Linked DNA regions of Homo sapiens: region 1 is linked to region 2. The links are chromatin loops, found by intact Hi-C in ENCODE. Cell type or tissue: GM12878. All regions are shown on one strand. Each heading gives the region's core, and the rest is flanking DNA. Links, peaks and the distances in the headings are about the cores only. Region 1 overlaps LOC107986815 (a long non-coding RNA gene). Region 2 overlaps ZNF804B (zinc finger protein 804B).

The links. Hi-C counts contacts between places; a loop is a spot of excess contacts. Peaks named below come from ENCODE experiments on the same cell type or tissue, not always from the same donor. Only the 100,000 strongest peaks of a DNase experiment are listed, where the experiment ranks them.
Region 1: it touches region 2 in a loop (4-fold over the local background); 3 of 110 quality-filtered maps call a loop at or near these places.

The regions. Positions count from the first base shown.
Region 1 is chr7:88,355,251-88,360,650 of GRCh38, reverse strand. The region is part of intron 1 of LOC107986815 (a long non-coding RNA gene); the gene reads right to left. Among named protein-coding and RNA genes, the nearest start is that of STEAP4, 51 kb to the right of the region's middle. In GM12878, for the core only: CTCF peaks have their summits at 2,216 (motif pointing right) and 3,165; a DNase peak (open chromatin) is centred at 2,197.
Region 2 is chr7:88,832,950-88,838,349 of GRCh38, reverse strand. All of the region lies in intron 1 of ZNF804B (zinc finger protein 804B), which reads right to left. Among named protein-coding and RNA genes, the nearest start is that of TEX47, 40 kb to the right of the region's middle. In GM12878, for the core only: a CTCF peak has its summit at 3,033 (motif pointing right); a DNase peak (open chromatin) is centred at 2,999.

The DNA.
Region 1 (5,400 bases), core at 334-5,333, 480 kb after region 2:
TAAATTTCTTATATCACAATATTGCAACTACAATATTCAAGTTTTACACATAAGGAAACTGAGGCACAAGGTAGCTGAAGAGCCTCCATGAGGCCTTACAATGCAATTTGATTCCAGTCTGACTGCTGAGACACTTCTCTCAAACACTACACTCTACTGCCTCTCATTCACTATAGTATTCCTCAGTGTCTGTCACATATCAGTGCTCAATAAATATAAGTGAAATGAATGAGACATTTCATAACCCCTGTAGCCGTCACCTACTAGAAGTGAGGTCTTTGAGGGGAGACACTGTCTTATTCATTTTGTCCTAATCCCCAGTACCTAGCATAATGCCATAGGGTGGATGCTCAAAAGTTGTTTGATGGATGAAAAATGAATAAATGTGTAAATACAGACTCAGATAGCTATAGGTAATATAAACCAGAAGTGGACAAATCACATGGTAAAATAGGAAAGAGTGGGTATAGTTCTCCATCTTCTCGCAATTCCATGTAGTGGTCTAGAATAATGAACGCAATGATCAATTGTATTATTTAGTTTCTCTTATCAAGCTGTTAGTAGGATACAGAATAGAATTGTGAATTCTTGTTTGCAAAAATCCCCCGTTTTTATGATGTATATAATAATGGGTCCCAGAAGAAGAGCTATATTAAAAAACAAAATGAAGACAAGAAAATAACCATATCAAAGATGAATAAAAACTTAGATACACAAGCAGTGCTTCTGTCCAGTAAAGTAGTCTTGGTAGCAGAGGAAAGTAAATACTTTCCCCTGGAGCATAGCAAAAAGCAGCCTGCCACAGCACAAAATTTCATGGAGGTCTCTTTTTTTAATCTTAAAAATTCATCTTTATTTTCATTCTGAGGTATCTCAATTTTTGATTTACCACAAAAATAATGTTTGATTACTTACCATTATGTAAAATGAAAAGACCACCATCTTTTCCTTTAGCATTCAGTACTGTGGAATATGTTAGCCTATTTGAGAAATCAGGGACCATAGCATCTGGCAAAGACTTTCATTTAGAAGCCTAAATATTTAGAAGCACCTTACAAATTCATTAAGTGAGATATAGAGAACCCAAATAAGCATAATGAAATTAGGTTAATTTGGCATGAGAAATAGTATCTGTGCATTCAGCAAATATACTTCCTTAATAACCGTACTGAACAACCATATATAAAGGTAAACAAATACTAAAGCTAGCTATGATAGCTATTACTCAGGCTCAGAAATATTTGTTTCTCCTATGCAACCTGGGTAGATTAAACTTCCCTGGGTCCCTGAATCTGGCCATGGTGTGTTATTTGTGAGGTGAATAGAATGTTACTGGAAGTCACCTGTGTCAATTCCATGTGAAAGCATTAGAGTTAACATGCAATTTACCATGTTCTCTTTTCCCCACCACACTGACTAATAAGGCTATCTGTTCCAAAAAGTGCAGTTCCAGGATAATGCCACCTTCCCCAGCTGGATTGCTGAGTTGTCACACAGAGGCAGTTGTATGGGAGAGTTACTCTGAAGAAGAAATAAACTTTCGCTACGTTAAAGCCACTGAGTTGTTGTTACTGCAGCAGAACCTAACCTATCCTGGCTAACACCATCCCAGGTGTTAAACTCAAATAGACCAAGCTACATAAACATTAGATATCCCTATCTTATTTGTGCTTTATTAGTCCAGAGCTACAAGCAACATTCTATAGGCAATATGGTTATTTGTACTCTCTGCCTAACAGCTTTGGCTAAATTTATTCATGAACTGTTCTTTAAAAAAATAAATCTGCCAAAGTGGTTATTCAGCAGTATGTAAACAGTCAATTGGTGCTTTTCTTTTAAAACCGCTTTCACTGGTTGTAAAGAGAAAAACACGTAGCAGACTATAAAGTTCTCTACTGACATAGATAATATTGGTGAATATGCTACATTAAATACTAAAACTATCAGCAAATTACACCATGAAGCAAATACAAACCACCAAAAAATTTACAATAAATTCTTTTAATTATTAACTTTTAGTTATTCATTAACTTTTAAAATTCTGATGTCATATTATTTAACATCTCAACCAATTTTGGAAGTTATACAAACTTTTTTTTTTTTTTTTACTAGGCTCTATCCATCTGTGCCAGGGTTTCTTAACCTTTGCACTATTAACATTTCAGACTTGATGGTTTTCACTGTGGTAAGGGACTGTCCTGTGCATCCCTGCCCTCTGTACACTAGATGTCAGTAGCACTTCTGCAATTGTGACAATCAAAAATATCTCCAAACATTGACAAACGTCTAGTGGGGAGGGAGGACGTATCACAAAATTACCCCCAATTGAAAACTACTAACCTATTCCAGAGGTCCACAAAAAATAAAATATGAATTTCATCTGACAGCTCTATTGCTGCCTTACTGAAGTGATTTACAATAGTACATAGAGGTGATATAACAGGACTTTACTTTCATTATTGCACAAAGAAAACACAGTAAGTACCAAAACTTAGATAATAAAAATTTGCAAAACTAACAAAATAATTACTAGAAATCCCATCTCGATTAGCATGTTTATAGGCATGTCTTTCTGGATTCATTCATTCAACAGCTAGTTATTGAATAACTGCTTCATGTTGGGCACTGTGTATATACCAGAGATAAGAGTGTTAAGCCAGACAGACAAGATTCCAGCCTTCCTGGAGCTTACAGCCTCATGGGAGAAACAGATTCAGAGCCTTAAATATCAATTGCAAATGAAGATGTGTCATAAAGAAAAGTGCAGGTGCCTATGATACCACAGCACTGGGACTGGTTTAAGTGTGGCATCTTTGAAGAACTGTCGTCTTAATTGAATAGAAAGCTATGTCTAACTAGTTGGCACTCAAGTAGTACTTACTAACCACCAGGCATTTTTCTCACATTCTATTTTTTAAAACTCATTTAATCCTCTCAACAACTGCATGAGATAACTATAATTATTACTAAAATAATTAATTTAGTAATTATTTCTGAAATAAAATAACTGAAAATGAATACAGAGAGACCAGGTGCCTTTTCCTAGATCACAAAGCTAGTGTGTGGAAGAGGCAAAATTTGAACTGGTTCATGTTCCTAAGGACTAACCCATCAGCCTTCCACCCCCAACATGAGCCAATCCCAGCAGAAGGAGGCAGTGTTGTCCTGTCCTGTTCACTTTGTCCACAGGCTGGCAGAGAGTGTGTTTCTCTGTTTCCCTGGCAAGGAGGAGTGACCTTCCAGTCACCGAGGAGAGAGTACTGAAATCCACCTCATTATATATTTATGGTAGTTTCCTAGTTAAATGCAGCCTCCTCCTTAAATTCTTTCTTGGGAGGAGATGAGGTATGCATTATTTATAAATTATTTAATTATTGTGGGAATTAAGCAACAGAACACTCTGACACTATAATTGAAGAGAGGTAGAAGGTTCCAAAAGGCTGAATTCACAACAGCAAATTGTTCAAATACATATTTTTGATTAGTCAGGAGTTTCGACAGAATTTCCAGGCTAACAAGCTAATATGCTCTCATCTGAAATGAATACTTTCATTCAGCATCTATATGTTGTACGTGTGTGTTTGCAAGGAGCTGAAGTGAAATCTCCTCATGAGAATTATTTCTAATATCCTAAATGATCTAAATCACACACTAGCTATGGTGATAATGATTAATCATATAAGTCTTATACATTATATAAGTATGATAAAAAGGATTTCAATACTCCTGAATATGTTCTTTTTATTGCTGTTCTTTTTTTGAGGTACTGTTGGTTTGATTTTTACATGACCATATTATATAGAAATTCTAAATGTTTCTAAAGGGAATAATGAAGTGACTTTTGATTTTTAACTCACTTCCTATAAGGATGATGCCTCTTTTCAGAATTTATGATGTATATAATTATCTCAGTTGGTTAGAATGGCTTTGATCCACATGTCACTTTGCCCTGTGGACATAGCTGCTTTGGGTCCCTCAACATAATCTATTATCAAATTTTTAAAAAGACCCAAAGACATTAGGGACTAACAATTTTATCTTCTTATGTGATGCACCTTTCAGACAGCAAAATCACAGGGAGTGGGGTACTCTGATTAATTCCATATTCTAGATAATTGACAATTATCTAGGAAAGCCTTAGCATCTCATTTCTATAGGTGAAAATATTTGCAACATGTATCTGTACATGTTCGTGTTTTTGTAAGTAATACTTAAATGTCCGTGTGTGATGGTTAATTTTACACATATGTGTCAACTTGACTGGGCCACAGGATGCCAGATATCTGATTAAATATTATCTCTGGATGTATCTGTGAAGGTGTTTCAGAAAGATTCGCATTTGGATAGGTGGACTAAGTAAAGCAGATGACCCTCCCTAACGTGGGAGGGCTTCATCCCATCCATCCAGGTGTTGAGTAGAACAAAAAAGAGGAGAAATGTTGGATTTGCTCTCTCTGCCTAGCTTTTGAGCTGGGACATCAATCTTCTCCTGCCTTCAACACTCTTGGTTCTCAAACCTTGAGACTGGGGATAATATCTACACCATTGGTTCTCTGGCTCTCAGGTCTTTGAATTACATCACAGGCTTTCTTGGGTCTCCAGTTTGTAGACAGCAGATCTGGAACTACTTGACCTCCATAATTCACAAGAGGCAATACCCTATAATAAATGTCTTTATATGTGGTGTGTGTGTGTATGTGTGTGTGTGTGAAGGTTCTGGAGAATGGTGACTAATATACCATGTGGGAATGGATGATGGATGTCCCCATGATATGGGGACAAAGGATCATAGCATGGAAATTTAAGATAATTTTACAATATTGCAAATGGAAGTGTCAGAATAGCACAAGATTGAGTTGAATGTGTACACATCTCAGGATATTCACTGACAATTGCTTTAAAAAATACTAATGTCAATTTATTCTATTATCACTTGCCTCATTAATCAAAAAGTGAACTTCAAAAGAAAATGGGCTTGATTCTGTTCAACTGTTATGGCATGATGAACAACTGGGAGGCACAAAAAGAATTTGTTTGATAATTTAATTCCCATGATAGTTTTTTTTTTATTTCCCCCAACCAGAAAAAAAATCTTTACTTTCTATTACTATTGTTGTAATTATCAGCTGTTTTGAAAATCACACAATAATGTCTACTATAATTCTAATATTGTCTAATTGTATTATTGGTGATTTATCAGCCAATTAAGAAGAAGCAATACATTAGATTAAAAAGTGGTGTATGTGTATGTGTTCGTATTTTTAAACCACCTCACATGTGCTGCTTAAACCTAAGTCTTTTTGAAATTTTTGACAGGATTCTCTCTTGCCTTTATCCTTCTGAGTATTGTTTTTCTTTTTAAAGAAAAGGTATTGAGTAATTTTCCTGTAACTAACAAAA
Region 2 (5,400 bases), core at 168-5,167:
GAGACAGTCTGCCTGTGTTTAAATTTTGACTTTTTTCACATTAGCTTATGATTTGGGAAAATTATGTCTCATTTTTCCATTATCTATAAGGAGGCTATAATAGTATTTATCTTATTGTACTTTCCTTACAAACAAAAGAATTGAGCGTATTTTAACAGAGCTTTGATTGGACCAGGCATGTGATACATACTTGAATAATACTGGCTTTATCTGTATATGATATTACAGTGATTAAAAAAGCAATTTTAAAATGTTTTTGTCTGTGAATCCCTTAATACCCTGAAATTAATTGAAAATCCCAAAGATTTTTTTAAGTCAGTTATATTTATCAGTATTTCTCATAAAAGAAAAAGTTGAAAAATTAAAATACTTATTAATTTAATTTAAAACAATAATACATGTATTATATTTTTAAATAAATAACACATTTTAGTAGAAAGTAAATATATTTTCTTAAAAAACTTGGGGAGATTAGTGGTGGTATTTTACATTTTTGCACATCTCTTTAATAGATGGCCATCGAAAGTCAGCTAAATTCTCATATATACTTGTGAGTACAATCTGTTGCAATATGTTATTTTGAAGTACTTGAAGAAAATTCAGTCTCACATAGATACGCAGTTGGAAAAAGAGGAATATTTTAATATAATTTCCAGATAACTGTGAACGTTCTCCCTTGATACTACACTAAAACTTGACAATTGGTGACTTATTAAAGCTTCATTACAATGTGCAATCTGAAATCCATTTAATAAATATTATTATGCCCTGTTACATTATACTGTTATATTAAATTGTATATTCCACTCTTTAAATGGTCTTTCACATTTGCATAATTTTCTACCATTGATCACTGAAAAATATGATTTCACTGAGTTATGCAGTTCTTCCAATACTAACATGTTTTATTAAACAATAAAAAATTTATTTGTTAATATCACCACATCCTTATCAGAAAAATCTAAGTATTGGGAAGCTCTCAACTCACAGTGGATGTCACACAAGTTTTCCAAAATTTCGATTTCATTTGACAGCTTCAATTTTATCACTGGCAACAAATATTGATCACTTATTTTGTCTTGAAGTTACAGGATCACTTCTTTCATTTTAAAGTAAATGTTTGCCATATAGCCAAGCATGAATAACCATAATTTGTCTGTCAGTTACTCTTTACAAAAAAAAATATATTGTGTACCATGAAGAAAGGGGATTGTTTAGCTCTCAACTCAATCAATTGGACAAGTGCTTTTTTGGGGGCAACCATCTTATTTTGATATGCAGCAGAAAAACTTTATGAGGACTTCCTATTTTGTTACAATAATAGTAAACATATATGTCCTTTCTGGCTTGTGGCAAAGAAGAACTAACAGAAAATAGTTTTGCCCTCCCTGAAACAAACAAAAGAAAAACCAAAAACTATTAATCAAGGTTTTTCAAAACACTGGACATCAGCCAACAAAGAACAGAGTTCCTTGTCAGACAGGAAATAAATGAAGTGATTCCTACATCGGCCCCCTGTTCACTCCTCTGAATAAGGCTGATGGACTTCCAAAGGTGAGGAGACTTGGAATCCAGGTGGCAAGTGTTTGCAGGACAGAATACTGGGAAAGAGCGAATTGCATAGAGAGAGAGAGAGATAGCATGCTCTGGAAATCTGCATAGAGACCCTCAAGTATTCAGTAGAATGTTGATCAACATTCATTTACTCATTTGTGCATTTATACATTTTTATATATTTATAATTTATTATTTCTAGTATTATGCCCTCTAAAGGGTAAGTATTTGAAGTAGATACTTCGTTTAGCAACTTCCTAGAATGATAATAATTTTACTTAATTTAAAAATAGAACTCTATCTGAATGTAAATGTTATTGTTGTTCTTGCTTGACTACCAAGTGATTCTTTGTGTAGTCCAGAGTGATTTGATTTGCTGCCCCATGGGACTTTTAAGTCCAAGCCTTTCACATCTTTTCCAGAAAACATGTGATCTCTACTTTTGAAATGATCAATGCTACCTCATTATTCTTGTGTTGTTACCTAGTCACTTATTGTGATTCAAAACTTCTGTGGAATTTATCTATAACTTCAACAGAATGAGAATCAAGGCAATTTATCTACTAGAAAATGAAGGTTCAAGTCTGCCCCAACAATTCTTCTTTTTGGAACCTGGCTAACCTATTATCTCAAAACGTGGTGTTAACTAATTAATGTGTATGACCGCCAGAGGTGATCAAAGGATCACCTTGATCCCTTGTATATACCTTGGCTGTCCCTTTGATACAGTATCTTTCTAAGTGGTTATCATATACCAGGATTGTTTAGTAAGAAAATATCTGCTACAACATCCTGTCATTTATAAATTGTTTTTACCTTTACAGAGAATGTTTGGCTCACTCAAATTTAATCCTCTTTACTCTTTCCCATAGACTAGCTACACAAAGATGCACAAACACATATACATGCACACAATCTGCATATGCAGAGCTTATATGAGCTCAAATATTTATATTTTCTTTTTCTTTTAGGTATTTGCTTTCATTTTGCTTATAATTAATAACTATATATACATGAAACAATCTTAAACACTGAAAAAGGATATATGTATATGCATATATAGAATACCTGTACACACACATTCTACATAGTTGATAAAATAAATAAAAAGCAAATATCTACTATCGAAGTTACCCTTTCTTGGCATCATAACTACACCATTGCAAATTTTATTGTAACTTTTCCTTTAAATTATATTTTGAACTCATGGCTTTTTACAGATTCAAATTATTTTCATTTGAATTCAAGCTTATTTAAGCTTACATTTTTATCCATTGGCCAGTGATAGCCTTCTTCAGTGGGGTTCTTTGTCCATTCAGGAATAGGTTTGATATATTTAAAAACACTTTTTGCTTTTTGCAATAATAGAAAATTCTGTGCTCATTCTGAATGATCTCTCCTCCAACAACAGAATGAGATCTCTAAGAAGGCCTGGTTCCCCTTTTTTGACGGGGATTAAAATTCAATATATCGACACAAGGGGGCAATCAGGAGTACTGGTGATGTGAAGGTGTAGCTACTTCTATTGCCAGCTTCAGAAGCTTTCAGCAACAGAGATAGAAAAGTGATTTCATGATCTTGGGTTCACACTAACTTCTAAAAATTAAAGCAGTATGCTACTGTATCCTGATTTCCTTGCAGCATGTAATTTTATTACCACTAAAAAATGTTAATATTACCAATGTGTAAACTCCAATTTTAAAGTAATATAAAAATAGAATAAAACTCCAATTGATTAAAATACAATGAGTACTACAGTTCCGTTCGTAGGAGACCTCTGAAAGTTCAGTAGTGTCTTTTCTATATGAGCATTATTTCCTTGTACAAAAGAAAATGCTGCAGAAATCCAAAGAGGGCTGGTGCCTTTCATAGATGTCAAAATTCTGTCATATGTTGTTCTGGACATTTTGCAAGTGAGTATTTCATCATACTTTTATTAAGAATGTATTATTTTTATTTTTTCCCAAGAGCTACATTTCTAGCAACCAAAGTATCAAAGTATAAAGAACAAGGAGATTGAATGGCGAAAAATAGTTTGGCAAACAGAGCATCTGACATCAATATAGCATCGTTCAACTTAAGGTGATGTTTTGTTCAAACTACTTTATTGGGATATAATATATATATATAGTAAAATATATACACAAAGTGAGCGTATAGTTCAATAAATTTTGACAAATATAAAAACCCATAATACCATCACGCCAATCAAGATAATCTATAAATCATTATAAAGTAAATCTCAGAAGGGGTTCATAAGTTTCTTCAAGAACTTTCTATTACTTTAACTCCATTATCCATTATCATGTGCGTTTTCAATTCTGCATTCACAAGATTATTAGAATTACTTGTCTTTTAAGCAACTGGAGATGACTAGTTTTTCTTGTATAGACTATATTGGAATTCTAAAGCACGAATTAATATGTGTGATCAGCTTATTGTCTTAATACATAATACTAGGTTTTTAGCTACACTCCTGGTTATAATAGCTGTAACAGTCACAATTCAAAAATAATTCGCAATATAGCCTACATTCCTTCATGTCATTCGTATATTATTACATTTGGTTAAAATAATAGTTACCTATAAAGGCATTTTGTGTAAAATTGTTTTAACAAAAAATAATTCCATATAGAACAGCCATTTACTCTCAAGGTAACTTTAATTTCTGGAGTTCTAATTCTTTCTGATTATAACCTCCCACTTGACCTTATATTTCAAATACAGGCTAATCTGCTTGGAGTTCACTAGAATGCATTTAAATTCCAAATAGATGCTGAAAACTAGCCCCATTTCTGGATAAGAGCTTTCTCTGTAATTGTTTTTTCTTTTTTTAATTGTACTCTACCTGAAAAAACATCTGATCTCATTTTCTGAATAGTGTTTCTGATAAAAAGAAAATAAGTAATTTTGGCATAAGTATAAAAATGCACTAAGTTACATAAATCTACTGGAAATTTGGACCTAGCCTTGATCTTGTCACTAAAGCCTTAAGAAAATCACCCCAAGTCTCTGGTTCTCAATTTCCTCACCCTAGTGAAATAAATTCACAGAGATGCAATCAAATTATTTGAGAAGCTTGGCTTTCTCACATGAGGTCAATAGACTTAAGGCTCTCCATTAAGTTAATAATAAAACAAACATTCAAATATGATGGCAACTGATTTTTTGCATTATATTATTAGCAGAAATAATGAATTGCTCTTCTAGAACCAGTCTCTTTCAAACTCGCAGACTCTAAATTTTCCTATCTTTTACTGGTCCTAAAATTTATTGAGGGCCAAGTCCCTGACTTTCTACCTTCTTCATCTTAATATTGTAACTCCCTAGCAACATGTCAGATACATGTAATCACTTGACTTTTTTGTAAGAGCTAAAGAACCTGTTAACCCTCACTACTGCCTTACAAGACAGCAGTTTTCATCCCATTTTACGGATTAGAAAAATAGAATCAGAAAAGTTAAGTAATTTCCTCAAATTCTCACAGTAAATAACAGAGGTGAGATTGCATCCTCAAATATTCTGAAGTTAGAAAGGGGAGATAACTAGTTAGAAAAACAAACCTCTTTTTCCTATCATCCTTGAAACTGATTAATGTCAACAATACTTACTTTTTTTTAAGCGGAAGATAGAATAGCAAAAAAAAAAAGCAGAAAGGAAATATTGAAAGAGGATATAAAATATTAAATTGCAAATTTATATTATGCAAATATAAATTTACAACAGGTTAAAAAATAAAAGCATTCAATAAAAACAATCAGATTTTAGCATGAAGACGACCATTCAAACTGCCCTGGCCTCACTGCACTGACACTGATGTATTTTCAAATCGATGGTCCAGCCTAA